Regions from separate parts of the Homo sapiens genome. Here all the other regions are linked to region 3. A link is a contact called in ENCODE Hi-C or POLR2A ChIA-PET data. All regions are on one chromosome and are shown on one strand. Each heading gives the region's core, a stretch centred on a gene start or an enhancer-like site at or near the end of the contact. The rest is flanking DNA. Distances are from core to core; before and after follow the strand shown.

Region 1 (3,869 bases), core at 104-2,603, 1.1 Mb before region 3:
TTTTTTTTTTTTTTTTTTTTCTAGAGAGCTATTGGAATAGGGGCCAGGCTGCTGCAGGCTCAGGGCAGCTCAACTTCCAAATCCTGTAGCTTCAGACTTGTGGTCCTTCACGACATGCTGAGTCACAATCTACTGCTCCCTCAAGCCCAATGTCACCACAAGCAGAGTCTCTAAAGGACATTCTCAGAAGATGGTACTGTCAATGTGAGAGGCACCTCTCCTCCCCTCGAGTTCTGGTGCAGCTGATAACTAGAGATCTCAAATGCTTCCCTGGGCTTTACTTTCTACTTCAACAAGTACTGATTGCGGGCCTCTGGAGCCCACACACTGCCCTATACACTGGGTAACACGGAGCACTCAGGAATACACGATCTTGGCGGGGCGTGATGGCTGAGGCCTGTAATGTCGGCATTTTGAATGACTGAGGTAGGAGGATGGCTTGAGCCCGGGAGGTAGAGGCTGCAGTGAGCCGTGATCGCGCCACTGCACTCCAGCCTGGGCGGCAGAGGGAGACCCTATTTCAAAAAATAAATAAATAATAATAAAATTAAAAAAAAAAAAAAGGAACTCACGATGTGGCCGTAAAATGGGTTACATCCTAGTTAGGAAAATAGATGTTTGCAAAGGTACATAAATATGCAAGCATCAAAACAATAACAACAACAACAAAAATTTAAAAAATGCAAGCATCTACGTGTGGCACAGTCCCGCGGGCCGGGCGGCTTACTGTGGTTGAGGTCACCAGAAAGACTGTGGAACAGACGCATCGCGAGTGGGTCTCGGAGGGGTGGCGCATATGGAAAGAGGAGAAGGAGGGCTTTTTTGATTGAAAGCGAATACCGGCAAGAGGGCCTTTGGCACGTTCAGGGAACCTTGCCTTACACGCAGACACAGGGTTGGGGATCTGTTCGGAAACGCCTGAAAGATCAGGCTCAGGAGAAGACCACTTTTTGGCCGCTTCAGTACTGCGGTCAACCAGCTGGAAAGAACCCCCGCCCTCTACTTTTCAAATTAATCTCCGGCCGGCGCACGCGCCTCGTGGGGCGGGCGCTGTGCTACCATAGACATGCAGAGCTAGATCGTATACCTCCTCGGAGGCGGACATGTTGGGTCCTGGCCAAAAAGTTGGAAACACCTGGGGCCACTACCGAGGTAGGCTGCTCCTCCCAAGAAAGTGAGACCGAAAGAGCTCCCGTGGAAGCGGTCAAAGCAGGGGCGGGGCGAACCTGTGACATGCCCCTCGGAAGAACAGGCTTTTAGAGAGTCGCCAGGCTCCCTGCCCTCATCCGAGATGGCGGCCTGAGGGCGCTCTAGCCGACGCTCTTCGGATGCCCGGAGGGGGCGGTGGCCTTGCCTCTGGCTCTGAGGCGGCGGCGCCGGGCGCTGCGAAGGCTCGGCCGCTGTAGTCAGTGGTGTGGGGTGCGCAAGGGCACGGACCTCGGAGCTCTCCCCGCTTGCGCCGAGTTTCTCAGCGCCTTCCCCACCCAAACCGGGGTCTCGCAGTCGGAAGCACTCAGAGTGCAGCCCCGCGCGGGGCCGGTCGTAACCGCGCCGCGGGCCGGACGATGCCCAAGAAGCTGCTGCTGTTGCCCCCGCCCTCCGCGTCCTCGGCTTTCCGCGTCCCGCGCGCCCGCCCCGTTCCCCCGCCGGCCATGAACGCCGCTCGCACCGGCTACCGAGTCTTCTCGGCCAACTCCACGGCCGCCTGCACGGAGCTGGCCAAGCGCATCACAGAGTAAGGGGGCGGTGGGAGGGCCGGGCCGGGGGCGGCGGCGCCTAGCTCTCCTTCGCGCCCGGAGGGACCCGCTCCCCTCCACCCGCCCCACCTCCTGCACCTGGGGCGGGAGGCGCGGGCCTTCCCAGCCGGACAAAGCTTGGAGGTGACGGATACCGCCCCCCGCTCCCCGGTTTTGCAGCTGGGAGGCTTGGGGCGGACTCTCGGTGACCTCAGCCCCCCGCCCCGTGACTGGGTCCGCGGCCTGCCTGCCTTTCGTCTCCGCAGTCCCACACCCCGGGGCGGGCCGAGCTTTCTGGAGCCCCGGAGTGCGTGTCTTGGGGAAAGGGGCTCAGGGCTTGGCTTCCTTTCCCACGGCTGGAGTTGACCTGGGAATCTGACCGCCGCCACTCTCAAGTCTCACTGCAGTGAGACCCGCGGGCGTGGTTGTGAGTTGGGGGATCCGACGCGGCAGGTGCGGTCGCAGAGCAAAGGTGTGGGGACTGGCAGTGCGAAGAAGGCAATTCCAGGGAGGCAGATGGGCCGGAGCTGGTGGTAGAAATGACAGGCCTGACCCTGCTTTGTAAATCAGCTTGGGATAAGATCAGTCATTTGTGTCTTTAACCCAACCAAGCCCCTGGTCTTAAGTCGCCTTTGGGGTCTGACAGCTCTGAGATGCCCTCCCAGCCTTGCCACTTACTAGCTCTGTGTCAGTGGGCAAGAGACTTGATTTCCCTGAACCTCATCTGTGAAATGGGCATGGTTGAGAATATTGTATGATCGGGATAATGTAGAAGTAGTATCTGGTTCTAGCAGAGTAGGGGCTCATAGTGGCCCTCTGAATAGTTGTTTACTAAGTGGCCTCTTTTCTTTTTCTTTTTCTTTTCTTTTTTTTTTTTTTTTTTTTTTTGAGACGGAGTCTCGCTCTGTCACCCAGGCTGGAGTGCAGTGGCGAGATCTCGGCTCACTGCAAGCTCCGCCTCCCGGGTTCACGCCATTGTCCTGCCCCAGCCTCCCAAGTAGCTGGGACTACAGGCACCCGCCACCACACCCGGCTCATTTTTTGTATTTTTAGTAGAGACTGGGTTTCACCGTGTTAGCCAGGATGGTTTCGATCTTCTGACCTCGTGATCCGCCCGCCTCGGCCTCCCAAAGTGCTGGGATTACAGGCTTCAGCCACCGCGCCCGGTGAAATGGCCTCTTTTCTAGTTGGCTCTTTTGGAGAATCCCAGAGCTCTGATATAAAGGAGGAGCCTTATATGCCCTTTCTACATACACTTGTTAGAAATCTAAGACATAAAATGAATAGCTCGTCTTTTAATATTTAAAGCCATTTTCACATTTTAAACAGTTTTCATAGAGTTACTTCGTTACTTTTTTAGGGTTGACAAATGATTGCAGGGATATATCTTAAACTTCTGGGGGGAAATGTAGAAGAAAGGGAAAACTTTAGTCATTTTTTTTTCAGCTCTGCTTGTTTTTTTTTTTAATAGTTGGAGTTTTGGAGAGTGGAAGAATGTTAAAAAAACAAATCAATCCTTTTGCAGTCTACTACCTAGTTTCTATTTCTAACCCCTGATTGTTTGTCTTTCTTTCTGAGGCCAACGAAAACACTGACTTTAAACGAAGCTTCTGTGTGTATCTAGTGGTTCAGATTTACCCTACCTGACCTTGAGGGAGAGCAGAGGGGAGCAGGGCACATTTTAAAAGTCAGTGAGGGTTTTTTTTGTTTGTTTGTTTTAGATTCTTTCCTGGCAAATTCCCGAAAGATTTTGAATTACTATAAATGATACATATTCATAAATACTTCCCTTACCTGTTTTACTTGTCGCTCAGTAAGATTTTGTTTTATCTTATCTGTTTTATTTATTTTGAGACAGTCTTGTGTCACCCAGGCTGGAGTGCAGTGGTGCCATCTCGGCTTACTGCAACCTCCACGTCCCAAGTTCAAGCGATTCTCCTGCCTCAGCCTCGAAAGTAGCTGGGATCACAGATGCCCGACACCACACCTGGCTAGTTTTTTGTTTTTTGTTTTTTGTTTTGAGACGGAGTCTCGCTGTCGCCCAGGCTGGAGTGCAGTGGCGCGATCTCGGCTCACTGCAGGCTACGCCCCCAGGGTTCACGCCATTCTCCTGCCTCAGCCTTCCGAGTAGCT
Region 2 (4,096 bases), core at 74-2,573, 1.3 Mb before region 3:
ACCATAAGCATATTCAAGTCTATGAAAGTACTAAAAATCTCACCATTTACAGAAATTTCATCATGAAGATCCTTACACTTAACACCTTAAGGTGATGAGTTTTCACATGACTGTTTTCAAGGCCACAGCCACCACCTTTAATCTAAAAGAGAAGGATAACAGGCTTCATTCTAACAGAAACCACCTTAAGGTTTATTCTCCAGATTTGTATTAAACAGCTGAGCCTCAGCAAGTCAGACCTCCTCACAAAAGATACCATTTCAGACAGGGATAACTTTAAATCATCCTCAGCTCAGCCAATAACAAAGATTCCTAAATCCTAGCGATCCAAAATTCATTTGCCATGTCTCTTTCATCCCTGCATGCCCTAACGAGGATCCACGCTGGTTACAATGACACCTAGTGGCCCCAAATCACACGGGCAAAGACGCTACTCATTTTTATCATTAAAATAATTAGCATTCTGAATTTTGAGTAATTTCTTACCATAGCTGGCTTGTATGTCAACACGTATTCTCATACTTGAACTTCAGAATAAAGCAGGAGGTGAATGTATGTGATGGCACCAACTGTGCTTTCTCATTTCTAGTGACCACTCAGGCCCTGCCTGCACCCACTCTTACTCATGTTAAGGGCTCCATCTATTACTCTGATCCTTCAACCTGGAGCTCTGCTTTTCACCGTCTCTGCAGATGCCAAACAAAGAAAGGCCTCTGGGGGAGGAAAAAAGGCTCGTTGTTAAAACTACGGCTTTCCAGAAGTTTACAATCCTATTGACTCCTATCTGTAAAGCTAAATATGAACTACCGATTGGGGCCGTCCTCAAGACACTCCAAGCGGAATCACGTCTTCACACGTTAACACTCCTGATGCTGAATTAAGAACCACCATCGTCAGAGTCTGCCCGTGCGCGGGCACCGAAGACCCCTGGGCATGACGCTCAGCACACGCGCGGCGGAGGCGCACGGGGCTGCCCAGGTTGTTAGGCGCTCTCCCCCGCAGAAGCCGGCCCTATGACGCCGAGGACGGGCTTGAGCTCTCTCCCTTCACATAGTAACATTTTCTCAACGTTTGGAAAGCATTTTCTCATCCAGTACTTTTAACCCTCCTAACCACCCTATGAGGGAGAAACCGAGATTATCGTCACCACTTCGTCTCTGAGGAAGGGAAGCCAAGTATGTTAGTGTCGTGTCAAGGAAGACCCCGTTTTCCCACCCAGGCAGCCTTACCATCATCACTAAAGGCCTGAGACTGCTCGCCGTGCTCAACACCGACTGGAGTGGCCATGTCTTCCAGCCACGCGGCCGACCTCGAAAAGAACGCGAGACCGCCCCTGCGCGCAAGTCTTCTCGGCAATCTCTCCGGAACTCTCGCGATGTTGAGAAAGGGCTGGTGGGAAATGTAGTTCAAAACTACGGCGGCTGGGGGCTGGCCGCGTCCTCAGCGCGACCCTGGAGCTGGGGGTAAGATGGTGGCCGCCACCAGGGGCAGTGGAGGGTCCGGAGTGGGAAACCAGGCCTGTGAAGAACCACGGCTGTCAGAAAACGAAGCTGGAGGTTCACTTCTGCCAGAAAGTCATTGAGCTTCAACACAGTTTGTCCCTGGTCGAGACTGGGGAAGCACAGAAAGTTCGAGGGGGCAGGGACAGATGAGGAAACCGGGGCTTGGCCGAGTATCTTTGTTAATTGCTCTGCGGATTTTATTTGGGGGAGGATAGGGGCATTTGGGGTGGTTCGCTGGGTTAGTGAAGAGGAGAGATTCCGAGGGAATCGTTCAACCTCCTGCTCAGGTGTTTTTAAGTTTGGGGCGAGGCCGGTGAAGCCGAGGCGCGGGCGGCAAGGAGCGCTGGAGAGCGACGGGGCTCGGCCTCCGCGGCTGCCCAGGGGCCCGGGGCATTCCGAGAAGAGAAAAAAAGGCAAGTGTCACGAGCTGAATTACGAAAAGAACGGAGAATGATGTAACACCCACTGCTCTTCTGAGTGTTATTTTTCAGGCAAACACCTTGGCTTCATTTTTTTTTGTTTCTGGGTTTTTTTGGTTTGTTTTTGAGATAAGGTTTCACCCTGGCACGCAGGCTGGAGTGCAGTGGTGCAATCATAACTTATTGTAGCCTGGACCTCCCGGGCTCAAGTGATCCTCCCGCCTCAGCCTCCTGAGTGGCCGGGACGACAGGCGAGCGCCACCACGCCCAGCTGATTATTTTTATTTTGCAGAGATGAGGTCTCACTATGTTGCCCGGGTTGGTCTCAAACTCCTGGCCTCAAGCAGTCCTCCTGTTTTGGCCTCCCAAAGTGCTGGGATTACAAAGGTGAGCCACTGCGCCCGGTCTGGCTTCGTTTTTGAAATAAAAATAAGGCAAAAACGACATCAACAATCAGGGCCAGAATTTGCACCTATTTGAAAGCTAGTTTAAGTTTGCAAGACCGAGAGCCTTTTCTCCATTCCAGTCTCCCTGTTCTCATCCACCCATTAACAGTGATCTCTGTGGCCTTCGGTGTGGGTTATATTGTCCTGCAGATGGTAATATGTTGCAGATACTTATCTTCAAATTACCACATTTGCTTATGTTTACCTCCTTTCATTTGATTGTAAGCTCTTCAAGAGCAGAAGTCTCTTTTTATTATTATTATTATTTTTTTTTTTTTTTTTTTTTGAGATGGACTTTTGCTCTTGTTGCCCAGGCTGGAATGCAATGGCACGATCTCGGCTCACGGCAACCTCCGCCTCCCAAGCTCAAGTGATTCTCCTGCCTCAGCCTCCTGAGTAGCTGGGATTACAGGCATGCGCCACCACGCCCAGCTAATTTTGTATTTTTAGTAGAGATGGGGTTTCTCCATGTTAGGCTGTTCTCAAACTCCTGACCTCAGGTGATCCACCCGTCTCAGCCTCCCAAAGTGCTGGGATTACAGGCGTGAGCCACCACGCCCAGCCTCTTTTTATTTTTATTTTTTTCTTTTTAATTTCTTAACAGTGCAGGGTTTGGTATTTACCTGCTATGCTCACAGTAAGTCTTCAGCAAATAATCATTAATTCATTCAGCAGTAATTCTGGCCATTAGGTTTCTCTACCTTACCCTTGAAGACACGTTATTTTGTGTAATACTGAAAGGAAGAATGTGTTCTATCCCTGCAAACATAGTTCCTTTCATTTGAGACTTACAGTGGGAATTCTAAGTGTGGAATTTCCCAAAAGCTGCTAGCGGGCTGGTGACCTACTGTAGACAAGATAGTAATGATAGCTAATACTTCATAGCACTTACCAGGTGCCATTCCCTATACTGGTTTCTGTACATGTATGAACTCGTTTAATCCTCACAATGCGATGAAGTACTACTGTCAGAGGCATTGGAACCAGAAAACTCCATCTTGAATAGGAGCTGGGTGAAACGAGGCTGAAACCTACTGGGCTGCATTCCCGGACGGTTAAGGCATTCTAAGTCACAGGATGAGACAGGAGGTCGGCACAAGATACAGGCCATAAAGACCTTGCTGATAAAACAGTTTGCAGTAAATAAGCCCACCAAAACCAAAACCAAGATGGCGATGAGAGTGACCTCTGGTCGTCCTCACTGCTACACTCCCACCAGCGCCATGACAGTTTACAAATGCCATGGCAACATCAGGAAGTTACCCTATGTGGTCTAAAAATGGGAGGCGTAAATAATCCACCCCTTGTTTAGGATATAATCAAGAAATAACCATAAAAATGGGCAACCAGCAGCCCTCAGGGCTGCTCTGTGGAGTAGCCTTTTTTTTTTTTTTTTTTTTGAGACAGAGTCTCGCTCTGTCACCCAGGCTGCAGTGGTGCTGCTGTCTCGGCTCACTGCAGCCTCCACCTCCTGGGTTCAAGCAATTCTCCTGCTTCAGCCTCCCGAGTAGCTGGATTACAGGCGCACGCCACCACGCCCGGCTAATTTTTGTATTTTTAGTAGCAACAGGGTTTCACCATGTTGGCCAGGCTGGTCTCGAACTCCTGACCTCAAGTGATCTGCCTGCCTCAGCCTCCCAAAGTGCTAGGATTATAGGCTTGAGCCACCATGCCTGGCCAAGTAGCCATTCTTTTATTCCTTTACTTTTCTAATAAACTTGCTTTCACT
Region 3 (3,958 bases), core at 867-3,366:
TTTTTTGTAGAGACGGGATCTCCCTATGTTGCCCTGCTGTCTCTTAACTCCTGAGCTCAAGCTATCCTGCATTAGGCTCCCAAAGTGCTGAGATTACAGGTGCAATCCCACTGCACCAGCTAGAAAGCTATCAATCTTGACCCAACTCCCAAGCACCACCTATCTTGTTTCACATGTGGAGGGCCCTGCTTTCTTGCCCTGGCCATTCATTCACCTGGTAGAAACGGCCTCCCTTGAGGATGGGTACCAGCCCAATCATAGGCTCACAGTTTTTCAGTGCTTGATGGAAGATGGTGTAGGGGTTGCGTTCGATGGTTGCCTGTTCCTCTGCAGAAGCGGCATGGTACTTCTCAAACTGCTTCCTTTTCACAGCTTCCAGAGTCTGCAAAAGAATATGGTGGAAGAGGCTGCCCCAGGCTCCCTAAAGGGTTTACCCAGCCAAGCTAGTACCTTGCCCTTTACTCCCATCCTCTGGTTCTGCGCTGGCAATGCAGCTCCTCTCACAGCACATCCAAAACAAAGTTTTTAAGTGCCTCCCCCTTTGCTAGACTAGGACAGAAAGAGTGGATTGAGATTTGTGGCATGGAGGGGGTGGGGGGTGAGGTGGGGAATGGCAGTTGTTTTATTTTTTATTTGTTCCTTTTTTTTTAATTGTGTGTTTACTTCCGAAACACCAAGGAATGGCAGTTGCTGACTCTTACAGGGCTTCATTAAAGCCCGTACACATGCAGGGAAGTTAATCTGAATAATAGATACATGAATCCATTTGCTCTTAAGCTACACTGAAAGTACCAAGTACAAGGCTACGGGGTAGGGGGGCAAGAAAGATGACTGAGGAGGGAAGTGCTGTTTACCTGAATCATGAGGGATCTGGCCAGTACTTTGTTTCCTCCTATCATCATCATGTTGGTGAATTTACTTCAAAGAGAAAAGCAACACGTTTAGCTCTCCAAGGCTGTATCACAGAATCCTCACCAGAAACCCTCCCTGGGATAGTCCCAGTCCATGTAACAAGTGTTTGTTTCCATCTAACCTGATGACTGGGTCTTCAAACACAGAACTTGTTTTCCCTGCTGGAGCAGCTTTGATGAGCTGAGTCTTCTTGAGCTCCCGAACATATTTCTCCTCCTCAGTTAGCTCCTCCACTGGCTTGCGATAATATTCCTTGTCAATCAAGGGATCCTTGAATTCAGGACTATAGCGGCTCCATCTCACCTGAGTTAGCCTGGGAGGGGGGGAAAGGAGGAGGCAGGCAAAAGCTGACTCCACAAGCGAGTAGGTTTGACTTAACAATAGGCATGACTGCCAACGCGCCGACGAGGGGGAGCGGCGCGGAGACCGCGAGCTAAACCTGAGCCACAACAATTCAGGCCCTTGTCCCAAGTAGGAGGACATTCCCCAAGCAGGCGGGTAAAGTCTCCTCCTGGTCAAGTGCTAACGGTAAGGATGGGCTTGGCGCCTACACACCCATCCCAATTCACAGGCGATCCCAGATCTGAGCTCTTTAGCTGAACCGCACTTTCAGCTCCGCGTTAGAACCCTAGATCAGCCAGACTCCTTAGGCGAGAGGTAGTCACTAAACCTTCGGATTGGCGCAGGGTCACGCAGCTAACTTAGAAGCTTGAATCCAGATACTCCGGCCCCCAGGGCAATGCTCTCTCTAGGGGCCCACGCGGCCTGCCTGTGGCCCCCTTCCTTCCTCGCAGCGCCCCCCCGCCGCTGCTCGCCACCCTCTCACCCTGGAAGCTGCAAGACAGCCCGCCGCACGCCCAACGCCAGGCCCGACCATCCTCGGGCAACCTTCACTGCGGGGGCAGCCATCTTGGCTGGCCACGAGGACCCCACAAGGACTGCCCTCGGCGCGCCTGAGCGAGTGACGGGAAACGGGTGAAAAAGACTCCTCAGGGTCCTAAATCTGCGTTTCTCTCCACTGATCTGGACGTTAGAGTTTTTCACTCCGGGGTCCAAAGGGGAGCGCCAAAAGGAAACCCTTGCCCTCCCTGTATCCGTCGCAGTCTGGCGCGGCCCTCGGTGACGGCACTCACTCCTCTCAGGACCCCATGCAGGCCCCGCCCCGTCTCAGCTCGTGCAGACTCTCGCGAGTTTTGAAGCCGCGGGGCCGGGCGGCTGCAATATGGCGGAGGCGGAAGGGGAAAGCCTGGAGTCCTGGCTCAGTGAGTAGCCGCGGCCGTTTCTGCCTGCCCTCGAGCCGCTGGGCTGCCCCTGTCTTCACCCCCACGTCCCCTCCCCGGGCTCCACGGCGTCGCCTCTTGGCAGCCCACGCCCGGTCTCGCCCTCGCCGCGAGCAGCCTGCGATCACGCCCCTTCCCTATCAGGGCGCCGGGCCCCAGTCCGGCCCCCGCTTCCCTCGCTGCGGCGCGTCCTCTTGCTCTGGCGCGCGGCGGCGTGAACTCGGGCTCCTGTCGGGCACCGCAGGCTCGGGGAAAGGCGACAGCCAAGATCTTCGGGCTGACATGCTTCGGCGCTTTGGGGAGATTGTGGTGGGGTCGCCGCCCGGCGGTGACACCAGGAACCCAGCGCCCCAATCCCTGACTAAGGGAGAAGCTTCGGATTGGGGCTGAGTCTCCGGTAGTGGTGGGTGCTGCCGACTGCGTTCAGTCGCCTGGCAGCTTCAGAATTGTGACCATGTGTTGGAGAAGTGACGGCTTCGCTCAGGCAGAATGCTTGAAGTGAGAATAATATTCCAAAGAGAGCGATGATAGAGAACAGAGAGCTCTACCTTTTTCCTGCAGTGACCACAGAAGCATGGTGAAATCGGTGTCGGGAATTCCCCCCCCACACACATACATATACCCCCTTGAATATCCTAACGAGTCAGTGTTGATAGCCTATTCTGAGTAAGGCTGAGGAGCACAGTCTGAAGCTGTAGTTATAGAAGCGTATTGCTGTCATTGCACTGTGAATTACAGTGCTACGAAGGAAATGTGTGTTAACCTGGTTAGCAGGTAGTACTCTGCCTGAGGGTTAATAAGTGAACTTTCCTGTAGGCTAGACCTGGAAGCCTCCTTTAAGTGGAGAGAGAAATTGGACTGGTAATGGGATAGGTGAGATACCTAGTATTGCCTTGTTCTGAGGTCTCTTATTTAGTACTGCTTCCGGGATCTTGGAGGTGATAGCTATTTCCTCAAATTGTCTGATTTTTCCTAGTAAGAAACCCCCTTCAGGAGGTTGAGCTTCAGTTTAAAGGGGAGCATATCCCAAAAGAGAGAAAAAGTAAGATCACGTTTGCAAAATCTGCAGTTGCAGGCAGGTCATAAGGCTTCTTTATATATGGAAGTGTTCTCCAAGGAGCTCAAAGTACTTTACAGATATTCATTAAATTAGTTTACCAAGTATTCTAGCAAAGCAGGCACTACTGCCATAATTTCACAAAAAGAGGACATCCTGACTCCAGTCAAACCACTTGCCCAGAAATGCCCAACTTGCTATAACCAGAGTGGAATTAGTTTGCTTTGAAGGTATTAATATGGGTATTGAATAATTTAAATGACCTAAGCTGAGTTTAATAGGCTACATTTAGAGTTACATTTTGTTTTTGTTACTTGTTTTTGAGACAGAGTCTCGCGCGCTGTTGTCTAGGCTGGAGTGCAGGGGTGCGATCATAGCTCACTGCAGCCTTGAACCCCTGTGCTCAAATAAGTCTTCTACCTCAGCCTCCTGAGTAGCTGGGACTATAGGCACACGCCACCATGCTTGGCTAATTCTTTTGATTTTTAGTAGAGATGAGGTCTTGCTGTGTTGCCCAGGATGGTCTCAAACTCGAGTTCAAGTGATCCTCCCACCTTTCCCTTACAAAGCGCTGGGATTACACACGTGAGCTACCGCACCCAGCCTAGAGTCACATTATGAAATGAGAGGGACACACTTGGTGGGGGGGAGTCACATGGTATCTGTAGAGACATAAGCTTCACAGTTGTTACGACTTAATGTGAACTGT

The links. A loop is a pair of places that touch in the nucleus more often than their neighbours do. ChIA-PET counts read pairs that join two places held with the same protein, here RNA polymerase II (POLR2A). Pooled maps may share reads with other maps.
Region 1: a loop to region 3 is called in a pooled map, with 4 times the contacts of the local background. The contact joins the promoter of PRPSAP1 here to the promoter of GGA3 in region 3. A Hi-C loop is called at or near these places in 1 of 50 pooled maps. POLR2A ChIA-PET finds 5 or more read pairs at or near these places in 3 of 52 experiments (CD8-positive, alpha-beta memory T cell, HCT116 and activated B cell).
Region 2: a pooled map shows a loop between it and region 3 (5-fold over the local background). The contact joins the promoter of SNHG16 here to the promoter of GGA3 in region 3. A Hi-C loop is called at or near these places in 2 of 50 pooled maps. POLR2A ChIA-PET finds 5 or more read pairs at or near these places in 3 of 52 experiments (Caco-2, PC-3 and RWPE1).

The regions. Positions count from the first base shown.
Region 1 is chr17:76,351,400-76,355,268 of GRCh38, reverse strand. It overlaps PRPSAP1 (phosphoribosyl pyrophosphate synthetase associated protein 1), which reads left to right and starts at 1,353. Exons shown (of 10, transcript NM_002766.3): 1 at 1,353-1,735. The coding sequence starts at 1,566. RefSeq lists enhancers at 1,007-1,276, 523-1,387, 2,237-2,296, 3,836-3,869 and a silencer at 1,557-1,876.
Region 2 is chr17:76,554,991-76,559,086 of GRCh38, reverse strand. SNHG16 (small nucleolar RNA host gene 16) reads right to left here and starts at 1,323. Exons shown (of 3, transcript NR_038111.1): 1 at 1,230-1,323. It overlaps SNORD1C (small nucleolar RNA, C/D box 1C), which reads right to left and starts at 297; the gene lies at 218-297. RefSeq lists enhancers at 101-902, 1,243-1,502, 903-1,703, 2,193-2,292.
Region 3 is chr17:75,259,764-75,263,721 of GRCh38, reverse strand. It overlaps GGA3 (golgi associated, gamma adaptin ear containing, ARF binding protein 3), which reads left to right and starts at 2,116. Exons shown (of 17, transcript NM_138619.4): 1 at 2,116-2,174. The coding sequence starts at 2,135. It overlaps MRPS7 (mitochondrial ribosomal protein S7), which reads right to left and starts at 1,843. Exons shown (of 5, transcript NM_015971.4): 1 at 1,739-1,843; 2 at 1,034-1,225; 3 at 855-918; 4 at 215-382. The coding sequence starts at 1,821. RefSeq lists enhancers at 1,057-1,934, 1,731-2,140, 2,611-2,710.